Regions from separate parts of the Homo sapiens genome. Here region 2 is linked to region 1. Evidence: read pairs that join two places in POLR2A ChIA-PET (ENCODE). Cell type or tissue: MCF 10A. All regions are shown on one strand. Links, peaks and the distances in the headings refer to the core of each region. The heading gives the core; the rest is flanking DNA.

Evidence for each region. ChIA-PET counts read pairs that join two places held together with the same protein. Peaks named below come from ENCODE experiments on the same cell type or tissue, not always from the same donor. Only the 100,000 strongest peaks of a DNase experiment are listed, where the experiment ranks them.
Region 2: POLR2A ChIA-PET joins it to region 1 with 11 read pairs; 5 of 35 experiments call an interaction of 5 or more read pairs at or near these places.

What each region holds. Positions count from the first base shown.
Region 1 is chr2:43,425,344-43,428,170 of GRCh38, forward strand. It overlaps THADA (THADA armadillo repeat containing), which reads right to left. Exons shown (of 38, transcript NM_022065.5): 28 at 2,757-2,827. Among named protein-coding and RNA genes, the nearest start is that of THADA, 170 kb to the right of the region's middle. RefSeq lists enhancers at 635-714, 753-1,952, 1,107-1,196, 1,217-1,276. In MCF 10A, for the core only: no CTCF peak of the experiment used is centred there; a DNase peak (open chromatin) is centred at 1,298.
Region 2 is chr2:43,477,407-43,480,233 of GRCh38, forward strand. All of the region lies in intron 26 of THADA (THADA armadillo repeat containing), which reads right to left. Among named protein-coding and RNA genes, the nearest start is that of THADA, 120 kb to the right of the region's middle. In MCF 10A, for the core only: no CTCF peak of the experiment used is centred there; no DNase peak of the experiment used is centred there.

The DNA of each region.
Region 1 (2,827 bases), core at 235-2,734:
CTTGTTTTCTGCATTCCTGGGTCAAAATCTACTTCTTAATAAATTCCTTAAACTGCCTAACCAATTTTAATAAGCTACTACTGTCTAGCTTGTTAAAATTGTATGTGTGTGTGTGTGTGTGTGTGTGTGTGTGTGTGTGTGTGTGATGGTATTAAATTTAATATCCCAAGTTTAATTTTGCTACTCAAAATGTGATCTACAGACCAGCAGCAGTGGCATTATCTGGAAGACCATTTGGAAGTCGGACTCTCAGGCCTCACCTCAGATTTACTGAAATCAGAATTTATATGATAGCCAAGTGATATGTTTACATCTTAAAGTTTTAGAAACACTGTTCTATAACACACATGGACAGTCAATAAGTCAGAGCCTAGGCTCTGTACTTAAGGAATCAAGGGTGGTGCTTCTGCTTACAGGACATTTTGCTTACAGTGACTCTCAGAAGATGTGTTATCACCCTCATTTGCAAGTTGAGGAAATTGAGGTTCAGAGAGCAAGCAAGGCAGTTACAGAGCTACAATTTGAACCCAAGAGTGCAGGGCTTGTCAAGAGTGATAGATGTGCTCTTTCTGTTACACCAAAATAACCTTGTATTTTGGTTGGTGGCACTTCTGCTGTTGGTGATGTTCTATGAATCTACTTCATAAAGCACCTTACTTACTGGAAGAAAGCAACTACAACCGCAGCATTTTCTTTCACTGGAAGAACAGACTGATTGCAAACTTCTTACTTTGTATTTTTAGAGGTTAACAAATGATGCCCTAAGTACACTGGCTTCAAAGCAATATTTAAATTTTCTATATTAATGCAATCTTTGTTTTATATAATGGATACTTTGAATATAATGAGTAGTATCAGCATTCTGATTATATGTAAACTAAGCAACATTTTGGAAAGGTACTTTCAGGTACCACTGAAAGGTACTTTCAATGTAGTAATTTATTATTTCTAGGATGCAATGAACAACAGACTGAGTAGTAAAAAGCTTCCACAAATTCAATGTTCTTAAGACAGAGCACAGGTTCTAAAGCAAATCTCTGTTTCTAATGTAAACTGCAATTCTGTGCACATGCCTTTCCTCCTTGCATCAACTTTCTGAAAACATTTCTTAGTTCTTTCCACTTATTCATGAAAGAACAATTTTTAAGGCCCCTGAAAGTAAAATTTACCACCCAAATTCCTAAAATGAATCACCAAATGCCAGATGAAGGAGACTGGTAACTTTGTATATCAGGAAACAAAAACCAGTCTGCCTGAGTCATCTCTGTGATCAAAGATAACACAGCCACAGCCAAGGCTTGGCGCAAACAAATAGCTCTGCAAGCGCATGCCAGAACCTCATGTTTAATGGTTTTCTCACATTAAAATGCATAAGTCAGCTCTGTGAAACAAGGAAGTGAAACCTAGGACACTACATACATAAGAAATACTCTCTTGAGTTTGGTTTCTTACCCTTCTGCTCCAAATCCACTTCAATTTTTGGTAGAAACACAAAAATGAAGGTACTGTTTTGTCAAGAGCTAAGCAGAAAGGTAATAGCTAACTAATATGATAGGCTTCTGAAAGGTTTCATGAGAAAATTTTAATACTTCTTGGAGGCCTACATATTTAGGCCTTTGATCCAAAATGAACAAAGTAATCAGAAGACGGCAAATGCCTGAAAAGATGTAACACAAGAAGTGGTAATAGGCTCTAAAAGAAGAGAACCCTGTTATATTATTTCATGAATACTCTATATTCATGGCTTTTTTCAGGTACTACAAACGTAAAAGAGAAGACGAGTGGGAATTCATGCCACATGGCATTACCATTTACATGCCACCCATTGCACCGGCTCGCAGACTCTTCCAGAGTGAAGAGGCAGATGTCCTGACATCCTCTCGAACCCGTGGACAGAAGATACATACCAGAACCAAGCCTGCTCCGTGCTAGCCAGGCTCAACACAGGAATAACGCAAACATGGGGCTATGTCTTTCAAAAGGAGTATCTCCTATCAACACCATCCACCTGCCTTGGAGCAGACAGGGCTCAAAGAAAACATTACTTACACAGGTTCTAATGAGATCCTGTACCCACAATATAAGCACCTTACTCTGAAACACTGGGGGCAATGGCAGGAAAACCCAGGCCTCTGCTTTCACAAGACCCCTCCCAAAGTTTGTGTGTGTGTGTGTGTGTGTGTGTGTGTGTGTATACAAGTTATATATATATACACGCACACACACAATAGTTATATACAAAAGTTTTACATATAATATATATAATAGTTATATATATAATAGTTTTTAATATATACAATAGGTTTACATATATAAAAAAATATATAATATGGCCGGGCGCGGTGGCTCATGCCTGTAATCCCAGCACTTTGGGAGAATGAGGTGGGCGGATCACAAGGTCAGGAGATCGAGACCATTCTGGCTAACACAGTGAAACCCCATCTCTACTAAAAATACAAAAAATTATCCAGGCGTGGTGGCGGGTGCCTGTAGCCCCAGCTACTCCGGAGGCTGAGGCAGAAGAATGGCGTGAACCTGGGAGGGGGAGCTTGCAGTGAGCCGAGATCGCGCCACTGCACTCCAACCCAGGCGACAGAGCGAGACTCCGTCTCAAAAAACAAACAAACAAACAAATAATATATATATATAAAATATATATGATATATATAAAATAGTTTCTGAAATAAGAAGAAGATAAAATATTCCCGTAAAACTCCCACGCCAACCTAGACAATTTCTACACAGCATGACACTACCTCATAATGAAGGGAACAAAAGGTCCCATGCTGAGAGCAGAAGAAGTACCATCCATCGGGGAAGCGTAGAG
Region 2 (2,827 bases), core at 284-2,783, 52 kb after region 1:
CAGTGAATAACAGAAAAATCTATTTTTCACTAAACATCTCTTAATTTCTTGAGAAAACTAGTATTCGTTAAAACATAGGACATATATTCCCCATTAACATAGCTGCTACTCAATTTAGAAGTGGCACTCCCTTTCAAGGCCTTGCATCACATTCTCCATGCCCACCAGCCAGTGGTACAGAATGCAATCACTTCTCAAATAATTCCTAAAGCAATGGTTTTATCACAGAATACTCTGATACAAAGACTTCTAAATGAATCCCAATGTTCTGTAAAATTCAAACTAGTCTCCTGACATGTCTGTTTTCCACACTCACTGATAGTCTCAGAACCTACTACAGTGCCTATGCAGACTAAGTGACCATGAATCCTTGCTCTAGGAATGAATGACTGAATGAACACTTCCACATGTCCTCTCTTTCCTCATCTGATTCATCTTTTAATTTTCTTAGACATGTACAATGTGTGTTCCAACTTCTACATCTCTGTTTATGTTACATGATCCCATATGCAACACCCTCTTCTCTACCTATTGAAATCCTGACCATCCTTTCAAGTCCGGATTCAACCCAGACTGCTACATGGAGAATGGCCTCATCCTCCTCTGACCTCTTATCCCCTGACAGTCAGTGCCAGAGAGTTTGATTCTCACATTTCCTAAACTAGTTTCCATGTTGGTCTTACCTCTCAATAAATGGTAAACTCCTTGAAATCTCAGACATGTTATAAACTACTTTTGTATATACCAGGATGCCAAGGTCCATAAGGAGTATTCAATGAAAAAATTAAGAGTATATTTTATTTAAAAGTTCAATGTATAACAACAATAGCTGGAAATTCCTGAGATTTCCAAACTGTACATTACTCAAATCAGTAGTTACAAGGACCAAGTTCTGAATAAAGAAATATTATCCAAGTTCTAAAGAAACTGTTCCCTCTGGCTTTAACCTCTTAGACTCCATTTTCTCATTTGGAAAATAGCTCAGTGGTATTGCTCTACAGGTATTGAAGGGGCAAGAAATACTGCTTGTAAACCCCCTGATAAATGAAGACTTTATCTCATACTCCTGGAAGCAATCCTGACGTCTTAAATTATGTAATCCTGGTATTACATTATATTAGTCTGGCCCATATAAAATGTAAGCTACAAAAATACCAAAGCTAAGAAAAAATATTTACTCATGCTTTTACTAAGATGCAGAAAGAGGATACATGCATTGCCAAAATTCCATAGAACATGCTCAAACTAAAGCAACAATGCCTTAGTTATTAAAGAAGGCAATAGCCTGAAGCAGTACTTAGAAATAAAGATTACTTCGTCCACGTAAGAGTCAATATTTAAGAACACAATGACTAATTCCCACTTCAAGTTCATGAAAACATTTCTTTTGAAGAACTTCTTTTCAGTTAAAAACTTTATTTGTGGTTCTCCTACCTGTAATCTATGAACCTAAGAATGAACAAAAACTTGAAACATGAAACTCTCTAATAGGCCAAAGTGTCAGTACAGACTTAATTCTGACTTTAGGAACATCTCAACCAGGGTTACACAAAACTTGTACTTTACCTCTCAGTCTCCAAAAATACTCATTTATCTACTCTGCCTAAAGAGTAGATAAATGATTGAATGTTAATTCTACAAACAACTCTGGAAAATGCATGAATGACACTCCAGACTATACCAAAACACTAGAGCTCTTAACTTACTTTCAAATCATTAATATTTATAATCTTATGATAATTAAAGCACCTCTTTGAGAAAATTAACTTCATACTTTAAATCAGAATCATCTGAATCCAAACTACTATTACTGTTGCTAACAGAAACTTCATTTCTAAATAATCGACTGATTTTTTAAAATGTTTTAGTTGAGCTTATTGTGAACTAAAAATAACCATTAAATTCTATCACCAGCACTAGCTCTGTGACCTTACACAAATTGCTTAACTTTTCTGCACCTCAATTTTCAGATCTGCAAAATGAGAATGAGACTGGATGACTTCCTAGGTCCTCTCAAAGATAAAAACAAATAATAATAATGGTTATTAGTATCATTTTAATTAAAGATATCAATGAAAGACATAAGCACACACTCTAGAGAAAGAGTTAAGTCTAGAGAAATCATAAGAATTATCATAAGCCTCAAAATCCTCTATCAATAGCACCAAACTATTATCAAACATAAGAGTTTTATAGAGATAAATGTTAAAAAAAAAAAAAGTTAACTTCTTGCTAGCAACACTGATATCCTTATTGGGGTAATTTCATTCATTCTCTACTTTCTAACCAGAAAACTAAGATTTCTACCTTCATAGTTTTACGACATTCCCGGTTGACATTAGAAACCTTGAGCCTTGCTCCTCTCCTCCCTCACCTCTGTCTACATGAGAACAGCGAGGGGCTCATTGAGGTAAATAACATTCATGCACCAAAAAATACACATCCTTATTGTCTTTTACCGTCCAGATAAAGAATCTTAAAGTCAACCCAAAACAAAATTCTCCTCTGGTTTACTCCTACCTTTCCTGCTAAAATCAACCTACTATGTGGGAGATTTGAGATTATTGGTCAACATTCAGACTTTGGGTGAAGTGGCTAATTTCCCAAAGAGTCTGACAAAATAAAATCTAAAGCCAACTCCAAAAAGGTGACACCCTGCCCATGAGGGAATCCGTTGTTTGGTGTGTAACAGCATGTGCTCTGCAGATGGAGCTCGCTTTGTGTTCTAGTTCTGCCACTTTCTGGCTGTATGGCCACAGGCAAGTAGCTAAACCTCATGAGCCTTAGGTCCCTCTTCTGTGAAATGAGGATGATACTGCCTACCTCG